Regions from separate parts of the Homo sapiens genome. Here region 2 is linked to region 1. Evidence: chromatin loops called from intact Hi-C (ENCODE). Cell type or tissue: left ventricle myocardium inferior. All regions are shown on one strand. Links, peaks and the distances in the headings refer to the core of each region. The heading gives the core; the rest is flanking DNA. Region 1 overlaps ZNF283 (zinc finger protein 283). Region 2 overlaps ZNF180 (zinc finger protein 180).

Region 1 (9,981 bases), core at 2,808-5,307:
AATAATGTCAGTTCCATCAGAACTAATGCATTGATAACTAAATGTCTGTGGTTCCTTGTCATAGGTCTACACCTGACCTCTCTATTTTGTGCACATAGGGGATTCGTAATATCACTGTTCAGTCAGTCATTCACCATCTAGTGATCATCATTCTACATGATTGCACTTTTTCAAAGGCATAAAAAGCCAACAGTTGCACTCTTAATAATCAACTGTAACACAAAGCAGAGTACTTTGGGAGTTTTAACAGGATATATTATTGGTAACTGGCTATTATGCCACTCCCTCTGGGTGCCACATTTGCCTGTTAACCAAGAAATGTAGACATGGTGCCTTATCCCAACATTTCTGAAATTATATCTCAAGGAATCACCAGTGCTTACTAGTACTTGACAATGAAGGAGGATTTTACAGTTAAAGAAGCTTATAAAGTAGCATCTACTAAATCCCCTCCTAAGGAACAAGCAAAAGCACCTCACCAGCTTATCAAAAGACTAAAGAGAAGTGAAAAAAAAAAAAAGACGGCCGGGCGCGGTGGCTCATGCCTGTAATCCCAGAACTTTGGGAAGCCGAGGCGGGCGGATCACGAGGTCAGGAGATCAAGACCATCCTGGCTAACACGGTGAAACCCCGTCTCTACTAAAAATAGAAAAAATTAGCCGGGCGTGGTGGCGGGCGCCTGTGGTCCCAGCTACTCGGGGAGGCTGAGGCAGGAGAATGGCGTGAACCCGGGAGGCAGAGCTTGCAGTGAGCCGAGATTGCGCCACTGCACTCCAGCCTGGGCGACAGAGCGAGACTCCGTCTCAAAAAAATAAAAATAAAAAAAGACTAAGGAGTATTCTAGTGAAGAAAATGGTTGAACTTTGTTTAAACTGGTGTATGGCAAACTTCACTGTTGAAATACTTATTCCCATGACCTATTATCTTTGTAGGTGGGTGAAATTGCATTGGGAACTGCTGCTATAACCAAAAGAGAATTTCAGTCACCATGTCTGGTTGTTAGCTATGATGGAATGGCAGCATCATGGTCTCAGTTATGAGTGAAAATCTTTGTTGTAGCTAAGTAGTGGTGCCTCCTGAGTTTTATTAAATGCCGTTTCACTATCTTTTTCTGCACTTCTATAGTATTTAATTTGTTCATGTGATAATTTATTCTGATAGATTCACTGACTTTTTCCCATTCCTGGATATTCCAGGTTAGTCATAGTATCCTTCTGATGCATTGCTTGATTTCATTTTGCCATTTTATTTAGTATTTTTGCATCTCATGAGTGAGATTATATAATAGTTTTCTTTTTTATTGTATTTTTGTTTGTTTTGGTATTGCAATAGCCTGTTTTTTAATATTGTATGATCCTATTAGGTTATTTTGTTTGATCCTTGACCACTTTTCTAGTTCCATCTGTTGCATTTTTTTTTGTCTTTTAATTCCTACTTCAGACATAACAGATTTATTGAGTGTTAGCACAGTTCCTTTAAGGAGCCTTCATAGCCATGTAGTACTAGCCAAGATCCGCATAAAAGACGCATCCCAGCATGGCCCCTAAAATCCTTCATTATGTGCTCTTAAGAATAATGTGTTGGGAAGTCAGAACTTCCTTATAGGGCTGTTATGATCATACTTGTACATGTCTTTTGGAGCACACGTGTACACATTTCTTTCTGTATATACTGGGAGTGGAATTGCTGGGGTGTGGTCATGGATACACATCTGTTCAACTTTTTAGTAAGTTTAAATTCTTCTGAACAGTTTTCCAAACAAATGAACCGTCTTATACTCTCACCAGCAGTATATCAATGTTCTGCTTTCTCCACATCTTTGAAAATACTTGACATCATCAGTTTAAAGAATATTTTCATTACTCTCATAGGTAATATAGTGGCATTTGATTGTTGATAATTGTGGTTTAATTTTCCATTTTCTGATTGCTGCCTATTTGTATATTCTTGCAATTTCTCTTCGCTCCTTGCTCCGGGCATTGGATGCATTCGATGTGTCTGTTTTTTACAGAGCCTCTGTTCAGTTTGCAGGACAACAATTAACACCTAGGCCATGACATTCTCTCTGTGTGTGTGTGTGTGTGTGTGTGTGTGTGTGTGTGTGTGTGTGTATTCCCCACCAGTGAGCTGGTTTTGATGACTGTGATGGAATCAGCTTTATCTCTGCATCTCCAGTTCCCAGTATGAACCATGACCCTTAGTTGTTTGATTCAGTTAGGATACACTCAGCAGAAATTAAAATACCACACTGGGGCCAGGCGCGGTGGCTCACGCCTGTAATCCCAGCACTTCGGGAGGCCAAGGCGGGTGGATCACAAGGTCAGGAGACTGAGACCATCCTGGCTAACACAGTGAAACCCCGTCTCTACTAAAAATTAAAAAAAAAATAAATAAATAAATAAAACCCAAAAACATTAGCCAGGCGTGGTGGCGTGCGCCTTTAGTCACAGCTACTCGGGAGGCTGAGGCAGGAGAATGGCGTGAACCCAGGAGGCGGAGCTTGCAGTGAGCCAAGAACGTGCCACTGCACTCCAGCCTGGTGACAGAGCGAGACTCCATCTCAAAAAAAAAAAATACCACATTGGCTAGAACAATGAGGAAGTATATTGAATGATATAACATGCTTTCAGAGGGACAGTGGGCTCCAGATATTTTTGATTCATCAGCAAAATTAAATTTCTTTTTTTTTTTTTCTTTTTCTTTTTGAGACAGAGTCTCGCTCTTTCACCCAGGCCGGACTGCAGTGGCACTATCTCGGCTCACTGCAAGCTCCACCTCCTGGGTTCACGCCATTCTCCTGCCTCGGCCTCCCGAGCAGCTGGGAGTACAGGGGCCCGCCACCGCGCCCGGCTAATTTTTTTTGTATTTTTAGTAGAGACGGGGTTTCACCGTGTCAGCCAGGATGGTCTGATCTCCTGACCTCGTGATCCGCCCGCCTTGGCCTCCCAAAGTGCTGGGATTACAGGCGTGAGCCACTGCGCCCGGCCGCAAAATTAAATTTTCAGAGGCTCAGTTTCTCTTCCATTTTCCACTCTGCACTCCCCAGTGTTGGCTGGCACCATGATGGCTGGCAGGTTTCCAGATATTACAAACAGACATGACAACATCCACAGAAAATAATAAGGGAGAGCATCTCCCGTGACAGGAGCAAGGAAACATTTCCCATTGGCCAGCAGCGTACATCTGCTTTTAGTTGCTAAAATGGGTTATATGTAATTCCTGAAATAATCATTGGTATTACTTTAAATTAGCCATAGACTCTCAAAGGTTTTAGTTAAATAAAAAATCAGACTCTTAAGTTTCATTAGCTTTTTATGTATGAGACATAACAAGTGATCCTTTATTTTAAAAAGTAAAATTACAAATATGTATAAATTTCATAATACAGATAATTTAATGTATATATTAAGACCACAAACATAATTTCACCTTTTTGAGATTAATGTTAATTTTTAAAAGCAGAAATTCTGAAATATAAAGTCTATATTGTTAGAACATTTACTAGGAATTTTTTATGATATAGAATATTATCTGATTGTTTGTAGATGTAGGGGACAGGGAAAATATTTTTGGTCTAACCTTGTTAAGTATTTTTTCTTCCAGACTCAGAGGAGCCTACTCTTAATTTCTAGAATTCTGTTAGTTAACCTGAAGACTGAGAAGGCCAAGATTTACAATGTGGAAATGAAACCAAGGTGTAATTGGAATTTGGGTGAACATATTTACTCAATTCATTTTTTAAAATTTGAGACAGAGTCTCTCTCTGTCACCCAGGCTGGAGTACAGTGGTGTGATCTCACTGCAACCTCTGCCTCCCGGGTTCAAGCGATTCTCCTGCCTCAGCCTCCCGAGTAGCTGGGACTACAGGCGTGTACCACCGTGCCCAGCTAATTTTTGTATTTTTAGTAGAGACAGGGTTTCGCCACGTAGGCCAGGCTGGTCTTGAACACCTGGCCTCAAGTGATCTGCCTGCCTCCACCTCCCAAAGTGCTGGGATTACAGGTGTGAGCCACTGTACCTGGCCTCAGTTCATTTTTACAGCACACATACATAGCACTAAATTCAAAAGAAATAAAAATCTTATCTCTCACCTTTTCTGAAGCTTTAAAATCACCCTTTTCAGAGACAACTACACTTTCCAGCCTCTTCTGTGTTCTTGAGCAGATAGTCCATGTAAATAGCAGAGTACATTGCCTTAGAGTAGACATTCAAGATTTGAAAGTATTCCTTTACTATCTCATAATTCAGTGTTAGTCATATACCAGTGTCATTATGGATTTCATCAATAAAAATTTTGGTTCAATTTATTTTCACTATACCCAAGTGTTTACTGTGGAGGAAGGGTCTGCAGTGTCCTTGGCCACATTTAAAAAATATGGTTCATTCCGGACTGTTTGCCCAGATCTCTGCCTGGTGCACAAGAGATATTGTGGCCTCTACCACCATCACCACTGGGATTCTCTTCACCTCTCTCCTCTACTGAATTTCTTGTTTTCTACTCATTCATTCTGGTGGAAAACCCCTTCCACTTGCTTTCTTTGAAGAGGTGACTTGGAAATAATTCACGTGGTTGAAAGGATTTTATTCTACCCTTCTGTTTTTGGTGTCTCCCTATTCTTGGCCAGCAGGTTCCTAGGCATGTTCTTTTCATAGTAGATGGCAGAAACACAAGAGGCTGAGCCAAAGCATATTTAAAGTATCTATATCCATTGTAATCCACCCAAATTCTGTTGACTAGACACATGGCCAAGCCCAACACCAATGGGGCAGGGATGAGCTCTGCCAAGGGTGGAGAGTAAGGGAAGAATTGTGGGCAAATATTCTAAGCCACCAGATTCATACCAACATTACTGGCATGACTGTGAGTCAACACATTCCACTGTGGGGGGCAACTGAGCAATAATTAATGATGTCATTGAGAATAGTTTATTCTTCACAGGCTTCTTGTAATTCAGGTCTCTGCCCAAATGCCACCTGATTGAACAGGTCTTTCTTGACCACCCACTTGACTAGCCCCACCCTTCTGTCAGTCACACTCTTTCAGATTATTTTTAAAAATTTCCTCATTTCACCAAACACTAAGTGACATTCTTTGATTTTATTTATGTATTTATTTATTTTATTTTTTGAGAGGGAGTCTTGCTCTGTCACCCGTGTCGGAGTGTAGTGGCATGATCTTGGCTCACTGCAACCTCTGTTTCCCGAGTTCAAGCAATTTTCCTGCCTCAGCCTCCTGAGTAGCTGAGATTACAAGCATGTGCCACCACGTCCAGCTAATGTTTGTATTTTTAGTAGAAATGGGGTTTCACTATGTTGCTCAGGCTGGTCTCGAACTCCTGACCTCAAGTGATCACCTACCTCAGCCTCCCAAAGTACTGGGATTACAGGCGTGAGCCACCACGCCCGGCCAGGCATTCTTTGATTTTAAATAATGTGTCAAAGAAAGTGACATTATTTGTCCCCATGTTGATTGTCTACACTCTTGGACATAAGTTCCACAGGATCAGGGGATATGCTTCTCTTGCTATCATTGTATCTCCAATATCTAGAGAAATGTATGGCTCAGAGAAGATGCTCAAATATTTGTTGAAGGAATAAAAGTGAAAATGGATTGATTCATATTTAGACTCTAAATAGAGGTGGAGTACTGCTGCCTCCTTTAGAGAATAAAACTCAAGGCTCTGAATAGTATGAGTTTCTCATATTTAGGGAAGGAAAATATGTGAGGACTAAAGTAGAGTTAAATGCACTGAGGAAGCTAATATTTATAAGGATGCAATTTGGAATAATATGACTTCCTGGATTTAATTGACTTCTGGTAATTTGAATGTAGTGTGAAGGAATCAACCCTTATTCTTTGATTCTGGAACTCACACCACACAAAATAATGCAGAGGTTGAGGGCATTGTCTCAGAGACTAAACCTCCACCACTTACTAGTAGTTTACTTAATGTCTTAATCTCAAGTCACTTAATCTTTAGTATCTGTAATAGAGATATAACAATAGCATAACCATGTCGTAGCACTGTGGAGGGTATTATATGAGTGAAAACATGCAGCATGGTTAAGGCACTGCCTGTAAGTTCTGTATAAGGGATTCCCACAGACCTCCAGATCTGGCTTGCCAAGACTATAAGTGGCATCCAAAAGGCATGGGCAAAAGCCCTGAGTCCATACCTTTTCTGAATTCTTATATTAGTTCTAATAATTTATCTGATGATTTTTTGGTGTTTTCTTGGCTTACTATCATATTATCTAAAATGTTAATTTTATCGTGTTCTTTTTATGTATTTTCTTTCTCTGGCTTTATTTATATATTTTTTTGAATAGGGTCTTTCTCTATTGCCCAGGCTGGAGTGCAGGGGTATGATCATAGCTCACTGCAGCCTGAAACTCCTGGGTTCCTTTGGTCCTTCCACCTCAGCCTCCTGAGTAGCTGGGACTGCAGGCACAGGCCACCATGGCTGGCTGGTTTTTAAACTTTTTGTAGAGACAGGGTCTCCCTATGTTGCCTGGACTAGTCTCAAACTCCTAGGTTCAAGTGATCCTCCTGCCTCAGCCTCCCAAAGTGTTGGGATTACACGCATGAGCTGCTATGCCTGGCCCTCTTTTTCTTGCTTTAAAGCAGGGGTCCCCAACCCCCGGGCCACAGACTCATACTGGTCTGTTAGGAACTGGGCCACACAGCAGGAGGTGAGCAGTAGGAGAGCGAGCAAAGTTCATTTGTATTTACAGCCACTCCTCATCACTCACATTACTGACTAAGGTCCCCCTTCTGTCAGATCAGTGGAGGCATTAGATTGCCATAGTAGCATGAACCCTATTGTGAACTGTGCATGCAAGAGTTCTAGGTTGTGCATTCCTTATGAGAATCTAATGCCTGATGATCTGTCAGTGTCTCCCATCACCCCCAGATGGGACTGCCTATTTGCAGGAAATCAAGCTCAGGGCTCCCACTGATTCTACAAAATAATGAGTTGTATAATAATTTAATTATATATTCTAATGTAACAATAATAGAAATAAAGTGCACAATAAATGTAATGTGCTTGAGTCCAAGCAGATAAGTCTTTCCCTATAAAACCTACTCCAAAATATTGGAAGATGTGAGTTTCACTAGATGACTAGAAATCAACATAGGGAAACATCAAACATGAAAATGCAAGAAAACGTAACACCTCCAAAGAAACACAATAATTCTTTAATAATAGACCCCAATCATAAGGAAATATATGAAATGCCAGAACAAAAGTTCAAAATAATGATTATAAGAAAATTCAACAAGGTACAAGAGAACACGGATAGATAATTCAACAAAATCAGGGCAACAATTTACGATTTGAATGAGAAATTCAACAAAGAGAGAAACATCATAAAAAAGAACCAAACAAAATTTAGAGCTGAAGAATTCAATGAATAAAATAAAAAATACAGTCAAGTGCTTCAAAAACAGACTAGGCCAAGCAGAAGAAAGAATTTCTGAACTTGAAGACAGGCTGTTTGAAATAACATAGGCAGACAAAAAAAGAAAAAAGAATGAAAAAACCTTACAGGATTTGTGGCACACTATTCAGTGAACAAATATTCACATTATGGGCATTCCAGAAGGAGAAAGTTGAGGGAAACATATTTAATGAAATAATAGCTGATTTATTCATAGATGGCAGAAATTAAAAGAAATAATAGCTGGAAACCTATAAACACCATCTTGAAAACATGCAAAACTATAAAACTCACTGGTAGAGCCAATGCACAAGAAGAGAAAGGAATCAAACCTTATCACTGCAGAATACCACCCAAGCAAAAATAATAAGAGAAGAAGTAAGGAACAAAGAATATATAAAACAACCAGAAAATAATCAATAAAATAACAGGAGTATGCCCTCACCTATTCATAATAACCTTGCATGTAAACAGATTAAATTCCATATTTAAAAGATATAAACTGGCTAAATGGATTAAAAAAAAAAAAAACAAGACCTAACTATATGCTGCCTATAAGAAACTCACCTCACCTATAAAGACACAAATAGGCTAAAAGTGAAGAGATGGAAAAAGGTATTCCATGCAAATAGAAACCAAAAGTGAGCAGGAATAGCTATATGTATATTAGACAAAACAAATTTTAGGTCAAAAGCTGTAAGAACAGACAAAGAAGAACATTATATAATAATAAAGGGATAAATTAAGGAAGAAAATATAACAATTGTAAGTATATATGCACCCAACACTGGAACACTCAGATTTATAAAGCCAATATTATTAGATCTAAAGAGAGAGATAAAGCGAAATACAGTAATAGTTTGGGACTTCCACACTCTACTCTCTGCATTGGAGAGATTATCTAGACAGAAAATTAACAAAGAAATATTGGATTTCAACTGCACCATAGATGAAATATACCTAACATATTTATGGAACATTCTGCCCAATGGGTGCAGAATACACACTTTTTTCATCAGCATAATAAATACCTATGTCAAAAATAGAAAATTTCCAATAAACAACCTAATTATGCATCTCAAGGATCTAGAAAAGAAGAACAAGCCCAATTAGTAGGAGAGAAATAATAAAAATCAGAGCAAAAATAAAATTGAGAGTCAAAAATACAATAGAGCAATGAAACAAATAATTGTTTTTTTGAAACAATAAAATCAGCAATTAGCCAGACTAAATAAGAAAAGAGAGAAGACTCAAATAAATAAAATTGGAAATGAAAAATGAGACATTACAATGGATACCACAGAAAAAAGGATCATTAGACAATACTATGAAAAATATATGCCAATACAATTTTAAAACTAGAGGAAATGGATAAATTACTGGACATATGCAACCTACTAAGATTGAACCAAGAAGAAATAGAAAACCTGAAAAGACTAATGACAGATAATGAGATTAAATCAGTAATAAAATGACTCCCAATAAAAAAAAGTCCAAGAATGGATGGTTTTAATTACTGAATTCTACCAAATCTTTAAAGAATTAATACCAATTTTTCTGAAAATATTTCCAAGAAATTGAAGCAGAGGGAACTCTTCCTAAATCATTTTATGAGACCAGCATAACCCTGATACCAAAGTCAAATAAGAATGCAACAAAAGAAAACTACAGGCCAATATCCTTGATGAACAGAAATGCAAAAACCTCAGCAAAATACTAGCAAATAGAATACAATACATCAAAAAGACAATACACTATGATCAAGTGGGATTTATTCCAGGAATGCAAAAATGGCTCAACATATGCAAATCAATAAACATGATATATCACATCAACAGAATGAAAGACAAAAACCATATGATCACCTCAATAGATGCAGAAAATGCAACTGATAAAATTCAACATTCCTTCATGATAAAAACTCTCAATAAATTAGGTATAGAAGGAAAGTTCCTCAACACAATAAAGACCATATATGACAAACCCAAAGCTGTCATCATACTGAATGCAGAAAAGCTGAATGATTTTCCTCTAAGATCTGGAACAAAACAAGGATGCCCACTCTCAGCACTCTTATTCAACATAATACTGGAAGTCCTAGTTAGAGCTATTAGGCAAGAGAAAAATAGCGGGCATCCAAACTGGAAGGAAGGAAGTTAAATAGTTCTTGTTTGCAGACTACATAATTTTCTATATAGAAAAACCTAAAGACTCTACCAAAAAACTCTTAGAACAGATAAACAAATTCACTAAAGTTGCAGGATACAAAGTCAACATGCAAAAATCAGTATCATTTCTACACACGAAAAACAAACTAGCTGAAAAAGAACTCAAAAAGGCAATCTCATTTTCTAAAGCTGCAAAAACAACAACAACAACAAAAACCTAGGAAGAAGCTTAACCAACGAGGTAAAAGATCTCTACAAGGAAAACTACAAAATGCTGATGAAAAAAATTGAAGAGGATACAAGTAAATGTAAAAACACCTTATGCTCATGGATTGGAAGAATTAATATTGTTAAAATAACCATACTGCCA
Region 2 (9,981 bases), core at 3,103-5,602, 620 kb after region 1:
AACCCATCTTAGGATCCCAAGAATATGATCGTCCTCTTCTGCCTCAGCCCCCTGTTTGTTATATACCACAGTCTTGCTTCCCTGGGTGCCAGGCCATTGACAGTGCCACAGTATCTGTTCCCCATTTTCATAGTCATGGCTGTTTGAGATTCTGCAACAACTTAAAAGGGCAGAACTTAAGGAAATGGATTGTAGGATCTGAGTGGTCTCTATCTTTTCATGAAGACAAAGAACCTTGGGGAAAATAAAAAGGATGTCTCTTAAAGCTTGTCTCAGAGGTTTACATACGCATCCCCGCACAACGCCAGGACCATATTTCACAATGTTTACCCCATTTCAATCCCCATTGCCTTTTTATCCCCATCCCCTTTAGGCTCACCATGTACAGTTGTGCAGGTTGTACACAAACATACATGATAGTCCTCCATATGACAGTGATGTGAAGGAAGGGAAGCCATCAGGAGATAGGACTTGTTGCTTGTTTCTGAAACCTCTTGTGACCCTTTGTGTCCCTTACTCTGCCCAACATATAAAAAACACTCCATCAATATGTATTATTTATATACACACACACACTACATAAAATGGGAGCCTTTCCCATACCTTTTGTAGCAAGATTATTAAAGGCTTTTTATCGACTACTCTTATAGCAGGGAGGTGAATTTCTTCCTTCATAAATTTTTCCTAAGATTTCCTTTTTTTTCTTTTTTGCAGAGTAGGGGTGGAAAGGTCTTGCTCTGTCACCCAGGCTGGAATGCAGTGGCACAATCTTGGCTCACTGCAACCTCTGCCTCCCAGGATTAAGCAATCCTCCAACCTCAGATTTCCAAGTGGCTGGGATCATAGGCAAAACTGAGCCAATTTTTAATTTTTTTGTAGAGATGGGATCTCATCATATTGCCCAGCCTGGTCTTGATCTCCTGGGCTTGAGTGATCCTCCCACCTCAGCCTCTCAAAGTGTTGCTATTACAGGCATGAGCCACTGCACCTGGCCAAGATTTCTTTTAATTTCCCTACAACACTTGATTTCCAATTGGCAGCTCACAGGTTAGAATTACCGTGGCTCTAATTGTTTCATATGTCAATAGAAGCCAGGGACAACTTCCCACCCCATCATATTTCGTTTTCTCAAAACCTCTGGACAGATGATTGACTTGGTCTCTTAGCCACATTCTCTTTCTTCTCATAAGAGATGGGATTAAAAACAACATTTTGAATCTTCAGGAAAAGGGGTTGAATTACCTTTTACAAGAAGTGCTTCATTGCTGGCAGATTTCGAAACAAAGGATCCAGGATTTAACTGGGAGTCAGGATTATATCATGAACCTTCAAGAAGAGTGTTCCCCACATTTAAAAATGTTTCCCTCTGTGAAGAGTGAGCAGGCAAGTCTCTTCAGATTTCTGAAAATGAAAACTATGTAGCAAATGTCATTATCAAAAATCAGGATATCACAGCATGGCAAAGCCTGACACAGGTTCTTACCCCAGAATCGTGGAGGAAAGCCAACATAATGACCGAGCCCCAGAACTCTCAGGGAAGATATAAGGGAATTTACATGGAAGAGAAATTGTACAGACGTGCTCAGCATGATGACAGCCTCAACTGGACCTCACATGATCATCATGAGTCCCAAGAATGTAAAGGAGAGGACCCTGGTAGACATCCCAACTGCAGGAAAAACTTTGGTATGAAATCAACAGTTGAACAACATAATGCAGTCCATGTATTACCACAGCCTTTCACATGTAATAACTGTGGGGTGCCCTTTGCAGATGATACAGATCCTCATGTCCATCACAGCACTCACCTAGGAGAAAAATCTTATAAATGTGACCAGTATGGAAAGAACTTTAGTCAGAGCCAAGATCTTATCGTTCATTGTAAAACTCACTCTGGCGAGACTCCCTATGAATTCCACGAATGGCCTATGGGCTGCAAACAGAGCTCAGACCTTCCCAGATATCAGAAAGTCCCTTCAGGAAACAAACCCTACAAATGTAAAGAATGTGGCAAGGGCTTCAGGTGCAACTCCTTCCTTTATAACCATCATGGAGTCCACACAAGGGAGATGCCCTACAAATGTGATGCATGTGGGAAAGGGTTTGGATTTAGGTCACTTCTTTGTATTCATCAGGGAGTACACACAGGGAAAAGCCCTATAAAAGTGAAGAGTGTGGGAAGGGCTTTGATCAGAGCTCCAACCTTCTTGTCCATCAGAGAGTCCACGCTGGAGAGAAGCCCTACAAATGCAGTGAGTGTGGCAAGTGCTTTAGTTCAAGCTCCGTTCTTCAAGTCCACTGGAGGTTTCACACAGGGGAGAAACCTTATAGGTGTGATGAGTGTGGAAAGGGCTTCAGCCAAAGTACACACCTTCACATTCACCAGAGAGTCCACACAGGGGAGAAACCATACAAATGCAATGTGTGTGGAAAGGATTTTGTGTATAGCTCTGTTCTTCACACTCATCTGAGTTCACACTCGAGAAAAACCATATAAATGCAAAGTGTGTGGAAAGTGCTTTAGTTACAGTTCATATTTTCACTTACATCAAAGAGATCACACCAGAGAGAAACCATATAAATGTGATGAGTGTGGTAAAGACTTCAGTCGGAATTCAGATCTTCGTGTTCACCTCAGAGTCCACACAGGAGAGAGGCCCTATAAGTGTAAGGCATGTGGTAAGGGCTTCAGTCGTAATTCATACCTCCTTGCCCATCAGAGAGTGCATATAGATGAGACACAGTACACACATTGTGAGCGTGGCAAGGACCTTCTGACTCATCAAAGACTACATAAGCAGAGAGAAACATTATAAAGGTAGTAAGTCAGGGTTCAATTAGGAAAACAGAAGCCACACTGTATTCCAGATGATAGAGGCTAACTCAGCCTTTGGGAGGGCTGGGGGAGCAAAAGACAGGGACGCTGCCATCGATGAGGTCAGCATGACAGGCTGGGGGTTCGCGCTGGCACAGGCGCCGGCAGCCACATCGGCAGGCAGGAGGGTCCCGCTGCACAGCTGAGGGGTGATGATTGCCTGGGTGGTGATGTCGGCCATTAGACGCGCCTCTTCTGCCGGCAAGTGTGTGGCAGTATGAAGTAGAAGGACAAGCCTGTATTTGAGGCTGGAATGCGGAAGGGGCTCTTCTGCGGCTAGGTGTGGGACCCTGAGCAGGAATGTGGAGAAATGGGCAGGTAAATGCATCACGTTGGCCAGGAGATTTGCAAGGACTTACAGCTGAATGATGATAATGGGGAGTGACTGTGAGGCCCTGGGAGTCTCTGAGTGTAAAGGAAGATAGGTGTGGGGCCCCCAGGGAGTATGTGGGAGCCATTGCTGTGTAGGTGGAGGTAGTTGGGGAATAATCTGGTGAGCTCTGTGAATTTCTAGGGTTCTCCTGAATGCTGAGGGGTGACTCTTGCAGAAAACTGAGGATGCTTGGAGAATAGCTGGGAGACACAGATGAGGCCCTAAGGAATGGTGGTATAGAGGTGACAGAGATAAGGGAGGAGCACAGTGAGGTCTATGAGTTTCTGGGTGACTCCTGTGTGTTCAGGGCTGACCCAAGGAGAAATCTGGGGATGGTTGGAGAGGAGCTGGGAGACACAGGAGAGTCCCTGAGGGTTGCAGGTGAAGAGATGGGAGACGTGATAGAAGAGGGCCCTGAGATTTTTGTCTATAGGTGATACTTGGGTTTGGGAAGCTGAATGTTGCAGTAAGCTGGGGATTGAGAGAATCTGGGAGACACAGGAGAGTACCTGAGGGCCTGGAGTAAAGAGTTGGGAGACATGGGGCCAGAGCCCTGTGAGGTCCCTGAGTTTCTGCTTGTTACATGGGTGTCAGGGCCTGACTGTTACAGAAATCTAGGAATGATTGGAGAGTAATTGGGAGACATGAGACTCCCTGAGGGCTGGTGGTGAAGAGATGGGAGACATAGGGGAGGATCCCGTGAGGTCTATGAGTGTCTCTGTAATTCCTGGGTGTGGCAGGCAGACTGTCACTGAATATGAAGAATGTTCATGGCTTATATATTTTTTATTTTTACTTTATTTTCTAGGTCTCATCATAGCTCATATATAACACTCAAAACATCATTAAACCATCTAATCTAATATTCGACCATATCATTTCTTTCTTTACACGACTTGTGAGATAAGTAAGATATCAGTTAAAATTTTCATTTCAGCATCTGTTTTTCTCATATCCCCTTTGTGCTTCTTAAAGATGGTTAAAATAGGACAGACAGACTTGGAACTTTGTTCAACTGTCTTAGGAAAAGACCATTGCAGGGGCACAGTCTTTCAACCCCACTGGCCATGTAAGACTAGGCCTGGAGCCTGGAACACATCCTTCCCAAGAGATACTGAACCTCTTTCAGACTCATTGAGGGTTCTTCAAAGTGTGGGTCAGTGGTCCCCAAGGGATGCCCGCAGCTTTCAGTATTTCACACTCCATGAAAACATCAGCAACTGTTTTCCCAGACCTGACACTGCCAGGTGTGCAACAATCTCTGGATTAATCCTCATAGAGATGGCTCCACTTAGGGTCATCTCATAGGGATAGAATTTTGCTAAGGATAACCCCATCAGTTACCCTTTAAGTTTTCTTTCCTATCCCAAGGGTATTAACCTCTATTATCTGGTCTCTCAGTTCAACTTTCAGCTTATTACCTTTCTGGGATCAGAGGCTTCAATATATGGTCATCCACAGGATTCAAATTCATGATTCAAGGGAAAGGTCAGAAAGACATGTTAATCAAATCTTAAATATCAAAGAGTAACTAAAACTTTGCCTCATGAAAGCATTTTTGCAAGCATAATTTAGACGGTCAGCACTGAGCCAGGGAAGCACCCTTCTATTCAGAGGACTCTCACATCAGGGAACATATCCCAGAGGAAAGAGACAATGCTACATGAGGGGAAGAACTAAAACATGAAAATAGAGTTCCTTAATATTGCTTTGCATATATGAAAATAAGCCCACTTGCCCTCTATACTTCCCACGCATTCTCAGTTCTTCATATGAAACCATTTCTGGCCAAAATTTCTAGTTACCTATTTCCAGGAATCCATTTTATTTTCAATGAGGAATGTTCCTAGGAATCTATGTCCTAAGTAGTAATCTGCTCATGCTATTCCAAACATAAACCTCATTATCCTGAGGGATCTTTGCTATTTGGTTGCTTAGTCTTTCCTAAATAGTCAAAGAAGGAAATCTTTGTATTTCATTTTTGGCTTTGAATAATTTTTACTCATTATATCATTTATCATAGCATAACAGCGTACATTCCAAAAAGGAAGGCCCAACATAAACTGAGAAATTGAATAGATACATCCATAATCCCTTTCTATTCTAATCCATACACAAATATTTTATCATAATGGTTTTAGAAGTGAATATTATTTCTATATTCTTTTCCCACACTTTTCACTATATATCATAGACACTTTCCTAAAATTTATAAAATCTTCACATGTAACAACAGCAAGTGCTGTAAGGAACAGATTACAAGCTATCTAATTGGAAGATCATGTAGTAAAATGATGCACTAAAATATGGTTTTCCAGCCTAAGTTCTAAACACTACAGCAACCTTTAAATTTTCTCAATAAGCCCACTAGTGTTAGCATTCCATTTACTCTTTATGGAAAAAGAGGTCTAACACTGGCAGTTGGCTTTGGCATATGATTTTCTCTGATTCAGGTCTGAGTGCTTTCTGCAAGGAAAAGTGCCAGTATTTATTATTTTCATAGGAATATGTCATAAGAATCAAGTTTAACATTGTATATGGAATTGCCAGGTTGAAAAGTCGTTCATAGACTTTCCCCCTTTCTTTTCCAGAACAAATTTGAGACACACAATTAACAGAGGGCTGGAAGTTTTCCCACATATATTGTTTTTATAGTAGTTCTTCCAACTACATGTACTACCTTAAAATAAATTTTTTAAAAGAATGAAATAAAAAGGAAGAAATCCCAGCTGATTTACAAACTAGTTACATTCATAGAGTTTCTCTTCAGTATGAGTTGCCTGATGCCTAATAAGTTTATAGCTATTAATGAAAGCTTTTCCACACTGAATACATGTAAAGGGTTTCTCTCCAGTATGAGTTCTTTGATGCACAATAAGTCGAGCACTCAAGCTAAATGTTTTTCCACACTGATTACATTCAAATGGTTTCTCTCCAGTATGAGTTCTCTGATGTTGAGTAAGGCATGAACTCTGTCTGAAGGACTTCCCACATTGACTGCATTCATAGGGCTTTTCTCCAGTATGAGTTCTCTGATGTACAACAAGAACATAACTCTGGCTGAAGGATTTCCCACACTGATTACATTCATACGGTTTTTCCCCAGTGTGAATTCTCTGATGCATAACAAGGTGAGAACTGCGGTTAAAAGATTTTCCACATTCACTACATTCATACGGTTTCTCTCCAGTGTGAGTTCTTTGATGTGCAACAAGCTGAGAGCTCCAGCTGAAGGATTTCCCACACTGATTACATTCAAAGGGTTTTTCTCCTGTGTGAGTTCTCTGATGAGCAACAAGTTTATAACTTTGACTAAAGGATTTCCCACACTGATTGCATTCATAGGGTTTTTCCCCAGTATGAATTCTTTGATGTGCAATAAGTTTATAGCTCTGGATAAATGATTTCCCACATTGATTACATTCATAGGGCTTCTCTCCGGTATGTGTTCTTTGATGTGCAATAAGTTTATAGCTCTGCCTGAATGACTTTCCACACTGATTGCATTCATAAGGCTTCTCCCCAGTATGAGTTCTTTGATGCACAACAAGGACATAACTCTGGCTAAAGGATTTCCCACATTGATTACACCTGTAAGGTTTCTCTCCAGTATGAGTTCTCTGATGGGAAACAAGGTGCGAGCTCCGGCTGAAGGATTTTCCACATTCACTACATTCATAAGGTTTCTCCCCTGTGTGAGTTCTCTGATGTGCAACAAGATGCGAGCTCCAGCTGAAGGATTTCCCACACTGATTACATTCAAAAGGTTTCTCTTCAGAATTATTTCTCATGTTTTGAGTAAGGGAGGAACTATGAGAGGTTTCACTACATTTATATTGACTCTCTTCAAAAGGAATTCTCTGTTGTTCATTATGGGATATTTTGGGGTTCAAAACCTGCCCACATTCTTTAAAATCAAAGGTTTTTCCTCCTCCATGAATTTTTTCATGTATATGTAGGGGTGTACCATGGCAAAAAGATTGAATACGGTCACTAAATCCATAGGATTTATCTTTTGTTTGAGTTCTTGTAAACTGAATAAGGTGAATGCTCTGAGGGGGTTTTCCACATTCATTATTTTCATATAGTGTCTCATTCTCATTAATCTTCTGATGACTGTTTACAGCAGCATTAAGATGCCATTTTTTAGCATGTGATACATGTTTATGAAAATGGTTTCTTATGGGTATAACTGGGGATGAAAATAGACTGGAATTCAGACCACTCTTCTCCCCAGTTTCATCACTTTTGCAGACTCTCTCATGAATAACTGCTTTCCTTTGAGTGAATGCCACTTCCTGCAAAAGTATCTCTTGTTTTTCCTGTTGCTTCTCCAACTGGTCTTTACAATCATCCACTTCTTCACATGAAGATAACCAAGGATCATCCCTTGTAAACCTTTCTATCTTCACTCCATTAGCTGGTTCTTCATCAAAAATCCTCTGCTTTGAAGTTGAATCTTTTTTTCCAACTGCAGTTGCCAAGTCTGAAAGAAAGCAATATAAGACATCTTAGTCAAAAAATATTAGAGATGGAAAAATGGAATAAAGCTAACAAGAAAGTATGAAAAATATATATGAATTTGTTTTCAAATACTGACCGATAACCTAGGTTGAAAAAGCAAAAGGGTGAGATAAAGTATTAAGTACAGAACTACCACAGCCCAATATTACAACAGAGCATTAAAATGGAACTATTGTAATCTTGGTTTAATCTTAGTCTGAATAAATAAGACTCTGGATGTCAAATACCTGCATATTCCAAAATAAGATCATCTACATAGAACCTACAGAATTGCAACCCAATTTTGCAATATGTATAGAGAGTCTTTTCCACTCTTTAGTGCTACACAGATGTTCACTAAGAGATTAGTGTCTACATATCCAGGAATTTCTGAAGGCATAAAACTTGCTAAATACTCTACTCTGTGTCAGTGAGGCATGAGGAAACTATGTTTGTGAACAAAAGAAAAGGAATGGGGCATTATTATCCAGTTCCCTAACTACCTTAGGAACCAATAAAGCCCCACAAATTTCTGTGATTCCAACTGAGAGAGACTAGAAGTTTGCTCCTAGTAGCCTGGGTGGCTACTAGGTCAAGCAATAGAGAGTATATATGGAAAAAGTAGTCATGTATACAGTCCACCAGGAGGTGGGAAATGAAGAAAAAATGTGGCATCTTCTATGCGGATTTTTTCAAATGGACCTTCTACACCTGTAATGACCCCTATGTGTCTGGTTCTCACTTGAACACATGTATTGGAAAATTCTTTTTATATTCTTTCCCTTGCTCCAACTAGGAGATTGTATCTGCTTCAAAAAGCTGACAAGGAAAGATACAGGAATTTGAGTTTTCAAAGCTGGGGACAAAAGAAAATTACTGCAGAATCTGGTCCTGGCCTTTGGTCTTTAGGAACATGAAGACTGAAAATCTCAAGCCCAAGAATCTGCACTATTTCTACCCTACAAACTAAAATTAATCTTCACTGGGGAATAAAGAGCACAAACACAATCTAGATGCAGCCAAAATCATTCTGGCTGCTGAATTTCACAGTTCTTAATCGATCAGAATGTGAAATCATTTCAGTAGATGGATCTTCATTAAAGAGGAGTGTATTCTTACCCCAAGAGACTAGGTCCCTGTGGTTCTCCAGGATCACATCTCTGTCCAGGGTCCTCTGAGCAGGGTTGCAAGTACCCTGTTCCTCCCGTGTGAAGTCCACAGTCACAATTTTGAAGTTCACTCCTTCCTAAAAAAGGACACACATTCCTGCTCAGCTGGGCATCATTTCCTTCCAAAGTTCATGGAGGAGGAAAAGTCTGACAGATGGAAAAAGGAAAATTGGTGACCTGGGAGTTGTCCTTAAATTGTCAGTGCCCAAAAGATTCCAGTCAAGATGTACAGGTGCCTTCTGGGTGAGCTCTTTGGGTTTTGGATGCTGGACCTGTTTTTACAACTCCAAAGAGGAATACCAGATAAGAACTGATATAAACTATTTTATTTTGTCTGCCTTAAAAAGGATGCTTATTCTGACTTTTGCACTGGTGAATATAGAATTCCCACTTAGGAATTCCCTCTAAATTCCCAAGAAATTAATGAAACAGGGGTGGTTGATTTTTTTCTGTCAAAGGCCAGATAGTAAATATTTCACACTTTGCCAGCCATACAGTCTCTATCACACTACTCAACTCTGCTGCTATAGCAAGAAATTAGCCACAGAAAATATATAAACAAATGGGTGTGGCTACATTACAATAGATCTTTATTTACAAAAACAGCCACAGGCTGTACTTTGCTAATGCATGAGACAGAAAATGAAATGTGGACCTCGATGAAAAGCAGTATGTATAGGTGAAGAACACTGGATGTAGAAGATACAAAGACTTGGCTTTCTCACCTATAAAGGGCATATATCTGCTTAAGAAATACATCTAATCTGACAATCTGTCCTTTTTTTTTCTTTTGAGACAAGACCTCACTCTGTTGCCCAGGCTGGAGTACAGTGGCACAATCATGGCTCACTGCAGCCTCCATCTTCTGGGCTCAAGTGATCCTCCCACCTAGTCTCCCAAGTAGCTGGGACTACAGGTGTGCATCACCGTGCTTGGCTAATTTTTAAAATTTTGTAGAGACAGACCCTCAATATATTGCTTAGGCTGGTCTCAGACTCCTGTGTTCAAGGAATCTTCCCATCTCAGACTCCCACAGTGCTGGAATTACAGGGATGAGCCAC

The links. A loop is a pair of places that touch in the nucleus more often than their neighbours do. Peaks named below come from ENCODE experiments on the same cell type or tissue, not always from the same donor. Only the 100,000 strongest peaks of a DNase experiment are listed, where the experiment ranks them.
Region 2: it touches region 1 in a loop (4-fold over the local background); 3 of 110 quality-filtered maps call a loop at or near these places.

The regions. Positions count from the first base shown.
Region 1 is chr19:43,850,912-43,860,892 of GRCh38, forward strand. It overlaps ZNF283 (zinc finger protein 283), which reads left to right. Exons shown (of 7, transcript NM_181845.2): 7 at 1-1,106. Among named protein-coding and RNA genes, the nearest start is that of ZNF404, 28 kb to the right of the region's middle. In left ventricle myocardium inferior, for the core only: no CTCF peak of the experiment used is centred there; no DNase peak of the experiment used is centred there.
Region 2 is chr19:44,470,413-44,480,393 of GRCh38, forward strand. It overlaps ZNF180 (zinc finger protein 180), which reads right to left. Exons shown (of 5, transcript NM_001278509.3): 4 at 8,871-8,997; 5 at 4,031-7,734. The coding sequence ends at 5,990. It also overlaps the pseudogene ZNF285BP. Among named protein-coding and RNA genes, the nearest start is that of ZNF180, 25 kb to the right of the region's middle. RefSeq lists a silencer at 6,766-6,966. In left ventricle myocardium inferior, for the core only: no CTCF peak of the experiment used is centred there; no DNase peak of the experiment used is centred there.